Regions from separate parts of the Mus musculus genome. Here region 2 is linked to region 1. The links are chromatin loops, found by intact Hi-C in ENCODE. Cell type or tissue: left cerebral cortex. All regions are shown on one strand. Links, peaks and the distances in the headings refer to the core of each region. The heading gives the core; the rest is flanking DNA.

Region 1 (4,329 bases), core at 233-4,232:
GCATTTGACTGTAGGAAATGGTCCTTGTTCTTGTGCAGAGAACTCTAGAAGAAAGAGCACTTGTCCCTTGAAACTGGCTCTTCAGACTTCTTTATCTGCAACTGTGCTCAGAGGCAGGTGGATGAATGAAATGACCCCTGATAATGACCCTGATAACGTGGGGATCCCACAGTGCCTGGGAACAAATGTTGTGACTGTAATCAGCAGGGTTTCTGGGGCCTATTTTCCCTTGGCGAGTTGGCAACCCACAGCTTACCTGAATTAGGTGAGGCAATTCCTTACCTCACAACCCTGCAGGTTGTCAGTTGTTCTTCAGGGGCTTGGCCATGTCCACTCTGCTGGCAGCCTGCAGAGCAGGTCTCTCTCCTGTTGTGACTTTCTTCCCCACCATTAGTACAGCACAGTGTACCTAGACTTCACACAGATGCCTTCTCTTCCCCTTAGCAAGGCTCCCTGTTCTTTGGCTTTTTCCAGATCCTCTGTCTATCATCACTGACCCAGGACTCTGAATATCTATTAATAATCACCCTTGAGATGACGCAATCCAAAATGAGCAAAACCACCACAATATTAACCGCTGTGGTGGGGTGTGGGACAGATGTGTGCACTGTCTTGCTTGTAAGGGGGGGTGAAGGTGCTGAGCGGTAGCAGCTGATGCCCCTTCTGAGGGCATTAGGACCCTCCTCAAACAGGAGCCAACTCCAGGGACACAAGGAGCAGAGAGGGGTTGGTAACAAAGCCACTTGGAGAGCTGAGATGCTGCTGCTTGGATTATCATCAGCTGCCAGTATCTTTGCATAAGTACTGGTAGGTGGATGTCTGGTCAAAGCTGATGTGTGGGTGTTGGAAGAAACAATCAAATTGACGTGATTTAAGAACCGAGGGTTATTTTGAACTCTTTCGTTCCCATTTGAACGTCCTCCTTTTTCTAAAAAAAAAAAAAAAAAAAAAAAAAAGAAGAAGAAGAAGTTTTTTTGTTGTTGTTGTTGTTGTTTCATTTTTTTGTGGGAAACCAGGAAAGAGGAGGAAAATTGGTAGAGAGAGGCTCAATTCGTTCCTGTTCTGTTCCTGTGCTTGGAATATTGCCTGGATGCAGGGGCATGGCCAAAATGACCCTCATCATCTTCTCACAGGGCAGGAAGGATCTCGGCTAATGGTTTCTTGGAAGCAAGAATGATGCCCCTGTGGCTGGAAGGGAAACTTGTAGTTATGGTAACCATGCGATTCAGTTTCCCCATGTGAGTGGGTGGTCCTAGTTTATGAGAAGCAAAAACTGGGGTTCAGAAAAACACTCAAAGCCAGGCACCAAAATGACCAAAAAGAAACTAATAGGGCAGCTCCAAGTCTTGGTAGAAATGCAGCAACGCTCTTGCCAACCCCCACTGCCTTTCCTGTGGGGAAGGAAGGTCCCACAGATAAGAAAGGGTCTTGGAGAATGTGTGTGTCAAGAATGAGAGACCTGTGAGGATAAGGGGGTGGGGGAAGGAAGCCTGTTTCACAGAGCAGGAGGATGGAACACAACTATCATTGATTCGTCCGATTAAGAACTGGGCATATTAAGCAGATTTGGGGTGTCTTGAAGGAAAGAACAGTCTAATAAAATATTTTAAGAGACCGTGAGAGTCAAGTCCTCTCCTATTCCATTCCTACCAACTTAGGCAATCCCTCTCATCTTTCCTGACCAGAGTAAATGCCAGCGGTAATTTTTAGATTAGGGTGTTTCCTCCTACACCAGGACTTTTCCAGACTTTATGACCCTAAGCACAGCTGCTGTATGAAGCCTGAGAGCCCCTTGCCCAAGCCCAGTTACCAAGAAAAGATATCACGGTTTCACTTGGCAGCCAACAGAATCCTCCAATCCCACGTTGGACTGGGAAGCCAGATTTAACTCACACAGTGTTTAAGACACCCAGGAGCAGAGACATGCTACTGTTTGCATAAATGTCCTCCCACTGAACTTCCTCCCTGTCCATCTGTCCCTTAGCTGTCACACTGCTCAGACCGCCTTGTGGATAAACATGAGAGTCCCAGGAGCAGAGTGGCACAGAGCCCTTCATCCTGCCAGGCTCCCCATCACGGATCCAGTCTTGCCCTGGTTCTCTTCCCTCTGTTCCTGCTCCCATCCCTTTCTCATTCCCTTTATCTCCTTCCTCTACAGTCCCATTTCTGGCCCAGCTTAGCCCTCTATAATGACTTAATCTTGCCGACAGGGTGACAAGCGGATGAATCGAAGTCTGAGGCTTTTTTTCTCCACTCTAGATTCATTGGAAGATTTCTCCCAGATGCGGCACTAAAACCCCAGATTCAATTTCCCTTTGACATAATAACCGAATTAGTCTCATATTGTCATACATAAATTACTAGCCAGTCAGGGTGCCACCAGAGGGAGAGAGAGCTGGAGAGAAAGCAAGACATGAGCATCCGAAGGGGTGTGACTGTGACAAGCAGGGACCTGAATAACAATGGGACCAGAAGGGTAGCAGCTAATCATAGCTGACAAATGAGGAGAATTCCCGGGCTGCAACAAAGGTAAAGAATATTTACCTTCCTCCCCATGCCCCTGGCCATTAAAATGTCACCACGGGGAGCTACGCACCTTACAAGTGATACACAGATCTAAATATCTTCTCCGTTAAGCACTGCTCTGTTTGCAAAGGCTGCTTTCCAAGAGGAAAATGAGGTTTTCTTGAAACTCCGTTGCAGCTTCCAGGCCTGCTGGTGGAAGTTGAGCTGAGTAGGAGACTTACGTGAGTCTTAGTGTGGTGGACCAGTCCTCACCATGGTTGTAGGGACGTTAGCCTGGATAGCTCTGAGTGCAGGAGCATGCTGGCCTGCATAACTATGTTGGGAATCAGATCCTGGGCAGAAGGGGTTCAAACCTGAGCCAGCTAAAGTGGGGTTCCTCAGCTCTCCACCAGCCACTCCTCTCAAGCTGGAGTCCCGAGGGCTAGCCTTATGCCTCCCCCTCTGAGCCCTTGCCCCCGGCCCATCTGTCCATCCTGTTCAATGCTCCTCTAGGAACTTCTGAGCTTCACCTCCGTATCCCAATGCGACATTAAGGCCTGTTGAAGAGTCCTGGTGGTCTTCCCACTTCCTGTGCTCCCTGACAACCCATGGTCTACCCATCCTCTGAGTGTACCTTGCCCAAATGCAGATTTACTGACAGTATGCCCCCAGTTAAAACCTTTCACTACTTCCCTAAAGAATGATGTCTAAGCTTTGAGGCATTTGCTAGTAAGATGGTCCATGACCTATCGCTCTGTGCAGACCCCTGACCACAGCCAGGCTCATGGTACTGATTGTTTCCAGGCAGGACCCTTGTATTGCTTCTAGCTGCTCCTTTGGCCTGGAGAGTTAGCCTTCTCTACTTGAGCACTTCCCATGGTAAGCATAGCTTACCAACCTTGGACCAACCTACCACCATGCACAGGCCTCCACTGCCTCTGCCTTCTCTGTGACTGTTCCCAGTGGCTAGTTGGTTCAACTTTAGCTCTATGTATCAAATCCTTCAAAGATAAGCATGAGATGTCGACATGGGAAGCACCAGGTTGTCCAAAGAGAGGTGAACTGGCCCAGGTTGGGAAGAGAGCAGGTCAAATCCACCCCCCATGCCGATCAAAGCTGAGCATGGGATTTTACACCTTGCTACATTCGTCCATATCCAGCACACAGTAGGGCTTTTGCAGATGTTCAGAAAATAAATCTCAAAGAGGTACAGTAAAGCCAGTCCTGGCCAAGCAAGGATTCAGTAGATGCCATGTCTCCCATAAGATCCTACCTCGTGGGTATGCAAGCCCATGTGGGCAGGTATGGGGGCCTAAGGTTGCCACCCAAGCTCTTCTTCACTTTCTTTTTCCACTTAGTGTTTGAAATTGGCTTTTCACTGAGCCTAGAGCTCATCATTTCACCCTTGGAATCTGCTTGTTTCTGCTTCCCAGATCTGGGGTTGCGGGTACTCACCACCATGCCTGGCGTGCACGTGGGTCCTGGGGCTTAAACTCCCAGCCTTATGCTTGTACACTGAGCACTTGACTCACAGAACCATTTTCCCAACTCTAAATTTTGTTTTTTTACTGCTAGACTGCCATGAGTCCAACAGGGTCTCAAAACTATGTGACTTGGGATATGTTGGGTCTCCCAGTGGCCAATGTGGAGCATGCCCTACTGTTAATCCTCAGGAAATGTCTACAAGATGATCTTCTGTGGATTCTGCTCTAAGGAGCTGACCACTGAGGGGATCATAATGAGCAGGATATGACAGACTACGAGCAAGAGCTGGACCCTCTTCCGCTTTGTATCTCTGTCTGAGACGAACATTTTCCGGGAGTG
Region 2 (4,329 bases), core at 149-4,148, 80 kb before region 1:
TCTTCCCGTCCAGCTCCTCTTCAGCTGTGTTCACTGCACTGTTTGTTGATTGCTCTCAACATTTCCAGCCTGCTCAGGATGCTCTCAGGCTCCTCTGAATCCCGGTATGGGGATGTTCTGAGCCCTCTAGCACCTTTCTCAGTTCCTGGAGAGAGGTCCAGACTCTGGCCATGCCCTCTCAGTGTCATCAGCAGCAGGTGGGTTGGCTGTCACATGGGCAAATGGCCTGTCCTCAATCTTCACTTCACAACCAGGTTTTCTCTGTTAATGGTATCGATTTCCTCTGCTGAACTGCTAGGATCAAAGGCTGCCTGGGCAACTCGGCAGTTCATTAAGTCTTGGTTGCCCCAGGGGACTGGCCAGAGGATAAACATGTGCACTGGAGGCCAGGCTGGGGCCTGGAGGACAACCCATTACAGGGGGTACTTGGCAGTGAGTTGGATCAGGGCTAGGTGGGTGGGAAGGGCAAAACGCCTGCAGGCTGTGCTGGAGTCTTTTGCATGGCTGCAACAGCCCAATCTAGGATCAGCTATTTCATGACCAACAGGACATAGCACCTGCTCCTGTCTCCTTCCCTCCCTGCCCCCTACCATCCCACCAGCTGGCCTATCAGATCTGACAGGCCCTGTACTGGACACACAAGACTAGACTTCCAACGAGTATGCCCTGCCCGAAGCAGAGAGTCACCAGGCTGGGGAGTGGGGCCTAGACTATGGAAATGGTCATATTTAGGTCTCTCCCCCATCCTCCAAGTCTTCGCTCTTGTTTTTCATGTGACTCATTGGAGAAATTTTAGATGATTTGGTCTCTGAAGTACAAAGTAGAAAATGAGGTTTGCAGCTGCTGGGCCTGTTGGTTTTTCCATTTCCTTTCGATTTGCCCCATCAGGCAGTTGGCCCAGGGAAGGGAGCACCTGGATGGACTAGTGCCGGCAACTCCAGATGAGGAGCATCACTCGTGGTGAGTGATCAGTGGTGCCAACAGCAGGGAGGGGAAACAAGGAGGAGGAGGAGCAGGAGGAGGAAGAGGAGGAAGAAGAGGAAGAAGAGGAGGAGGAAGAAGATGAGGAAGGGGGAAGAGGAAGAAGAAGGAGGAGGAGAAAAAAAAGAAGAAGAAGAAGAAGAAGAAGAAGAAGAAGAAGAAGAAGAAGAAGAAGAAGAAGAAGAAGAAGAAGAAGAAGGTGACAACCATTCTCTTAGTCCCCAGTCCTCACACAGCACTCCCTCCCTCTGAGTTCCCACGAACCTTCCATATGATTTGCTCTCTCTCATTGTCCCTAGCTCACGTGAAACATGAACATTTACAGAGCTAGAAGGACATTCTGGGGAAAGAAAAGGCCTGCCTTTCTGAACAGCAAGGGGATTTGAAGGGTCAACACTCCCAAGGGCCCAGCAGAGGCCAGGGAACAATGGTACCGGATAACAAGAAAAGACACATGAGTGGGAAGAGGGCTCTCCCATCCAGCCTGCACCATGTGCATTTGATGGCCTTGACCATGCATGGCCTGTGGTTTCCTGATGAGAGCAGATGAACAGAGGGGAAACAGCCCGAGACAGGCCAGGCTGTCTGGGACTCTTTTTCTGAGTGAAGTCTAAATCAGAGACACAGACAAGTCTGGAGCTGAGGGAGCAGATGGGAACGCTTCTGTTTTTCTCCCAAAGTTCTAGTGATGCCACCAAATAGGCCCCTCCCTTGTTCCAAAGCGATTGCCAGCAACAGTAGTCAGAGGGCATGCCACACCGGCCCTTTCCTCTAGTCACAGGGAGAGGTGGATGATGTCATCCACTCAATCCTTCAATCAGCAGCTCATTTTCAAATACAAGGCATTGTGTTGGTCCTAGGGATGCAGAGGCAGGCAAAATAGACACATCCATCTCTCTAGAGGACCTGTCCTTGGTCAGCTTGAAGCGTCCCACAGTCTAGGGGTAGGACAGGAGGGTCTGGATAGATAGGAGATTAAAGTTTATGTCAAAACTGTGGGGGGAGAGAGAGAGAGAGAGAGAGAGAGAGAGAGAGAGGCAGAGAGAGAGAGAGAGGCAGAGAGAGAGAGAGAGAGAGAGAGAGAGAGAGAGAGAGAGCTTAGTGGTAGAGTACTTGCGTGGTATGTGTAAGGCCCTGGCTTTGAAGGTGATGTGGGAACCCACATTAAATCCTTGGCTTGTGCCATGATCAGGTCTTCATGTTCTTTATCTCAATCACCAGCAAACTCTGAGTCTAAAACGGCGTGAGCCCCATTTACAGACCTGGAGGCTGGATCTCCCAGAAGCCAGTGATCTTGCCCAGAGTTCTGACAGCACAAGGCAGGCCTGCCTACACTTGCTCAAGCCAGAGTTCTCACTCAGAAATACAGCTTCAATGGAAACTTCAACCTCTGCCCTCCCAAACCCCCTGCCCTGTGGAGTTTTTGACACTGTGCCTCCCTCTTAGGCGGGGAAGAAGATCGCTATGGAGAGCCAAGAGCAAACTTTATTTCCTTTCCTGTTTCCTTCCTCTCCACAGTTTGTTATCTGTTCCTGGAAACTCCCTGTGGTACCCACCCACCCACCTTGCCCCAGAAAAATCCCAAGAAAGCTTCGCAACTCTATTTAAACACCACTCAAGTGTTCAGAACCAGCTCTGGGCTCCTAGTGCGCTCTGGGTCTCCATCTGGTTTGGGGGCTATTTTGATCCACCGGATGCAGAGCAGCCGCCGAGATCTGGGACTGGGTGGCTAGAGCGGCGCCTTTATTTACAGAAGGACAATTTAAAAACTAACGTCAAGCCCAGAGAACAAATAAATAATTCCTCTTTCTGTTCATAATGCTCTCTCTGCCTGTTTCTACAGGTAATTGTGGTAGGATTTTTCACTTCAAACAGCCTCTCAGGTGTATCAAGTTTAGGATGCTGCGGAGGGGACCAAGGACAGGTGACTTTGCCTGTAAGTGCTGGTGAAAGAGTTACCACTCTAGTGGGGACAGGAGACAGGAATCTTCCGGGCTCCAGAGCTTATCTGAGGATGGAATCAAATCTTCATCCACTCACTCTAGCTGGGGTCTTCTTAGGGTAGAAATAATGCCCCCCCTCTGTCACTTGTGCTCTAGCCTGAACCTAAGAAGGCATCCTTATGTTTGTGGTACCTGAAACTATGCACATGTCTCAGGCAGGTGGTAAGGGTATCCTGACTTGAGAGGCAGAGCAGGTAGGCAGAGAAGGCAGGGAGGAGAGAGGGTTTACAGCTTCTGAGAGGCTGCCGGTCCAAGGAGGAAGAAGGCAGGAAGAACAGAGCCCGAGCCTCTGCAAGCTCACAACAACCTCTTTCATTGATGAGTTCCAAGACTGTAGGTCCAAGTTCATGTTGAAACGGAAGAGACAGAATTCAAATGCACAGCTTCTAGGAGAAGTTCTGCTCTCTCTCACACTGCTGGTTGAGAAGTGGCTCTCAGCTACCCAAGGTGCAGAACAGCTAGGAGGGACTAGGGTAAGAAGGAGGAGAGAGGATGCTTTGTCTTCCTTCTCTCCCTCCTTCTCTGTCTCTCGCTCTGCCTTCAACTGGGGAACCTGCTGATCTCTCTCCAGACTGTACAAGCCCTGTGTCATGGCTGGGGACGGTTGTCCTCAGGGTATGGCCACCGGAGGATGGGTCCTGTTCTTTCAGAGACACTGGATTCAGGATAAGTAAGAGTGGCCATCAAAACACATGAGACCCTCACAAGGGTCACCCTGGGCTGAGCAGTGTAACGGAAGTGGAGACACTACAGGCCTAGGCCCATGCACTATGCATGTGGCCCCTTAGCTTGGACACAGGACACAGGCAGCAGATGACTGTGAGAGCACTGGGGACCTTACTTTTAAATCCTTGCCTGATTGGCCACAGTTATCACCCTCACATCAGTGAGAATACAAGGCTCCAGAAGTCAAGGTCATGTACGTGGTAGCTGTAGATTCGGTGTTTGAGACAAGGGTCTGTGTCAACCCTAGAGTTTCTACTGAAAACCTTTGGGGACTTTCTCTTACAGTCTGCTAAGCACTTTGAAGATATAAGCTCACACAATCTTTCTCTGGCTGGAGATAAGAAAACTGACATTGAGATAGGTTCATACTTTGCCACATGTGACATAAATCTCAAGCCAGGGCCAGCCGCAAAGCCATATGCTTTTAACCTGTGAGCCACTACCTATTTCAAATGGATACCCACATTAATGGGAAAGTGGGCTTCAAAATTGCCAGAAGAGCTTTGAAAAACTTTCATTTTCATCTCCGGAGATTCTGAGAAGGTTGTTGAATTGAGGAATCAGAGTTGGGCTAGCTGTCCTTTCTGTGTTTGGGTGGGTGCACATGTATGTGTGCACA

Evidence for each region. Hi-C counts contacts between places; a loop is a spot of excess contacts. Peaks named below come from ENCODE experiments on the same cell type or tissue, not always from the same donor. Only the 100,000 strongest peaks of a DNase experiment are listed, where the experiment ranks them.
Region 2: a loop joins it to region 1, with 5 times the contacts of the local background. A loop is called at or near these places in 6 of 42 quality-filtered maps.

What each region holds. Positions count from the first base shown.
Region 1 is chr9:43,547,124-43,551,452 of GRCm38, forward strand. No RefSeq gene overlaps it. Among named protein-coding and RNA genes, the nearest start is that of Gm36855, 28 kb to the left of the region's middle. In left cerebral cortex, for the core only: a CTCF peak has its summit at 2,367 (motif pointing right); DNase peaks (open chromatin) are centred at 833, 1,294, 1,924 and 2,646; H3K27ac peaks cover 1,032 bases.
Region 2 is chr9:43,466,818-43,471,146 of GRCm38, forward strand. No RefSeq gene overlaps it. Among named protein-coding and RNA genes, the nearest start is that of Gm36855, 52 kb to the right of the region's middle. In left cerebral cortex, for the core only: no CTCF peak of the experiment used is centred there; DNase peaks (open chromatin) are centred at 768, 1,680, 2,294 and 2,639; H3K27ac peaks cover 1,118 bases.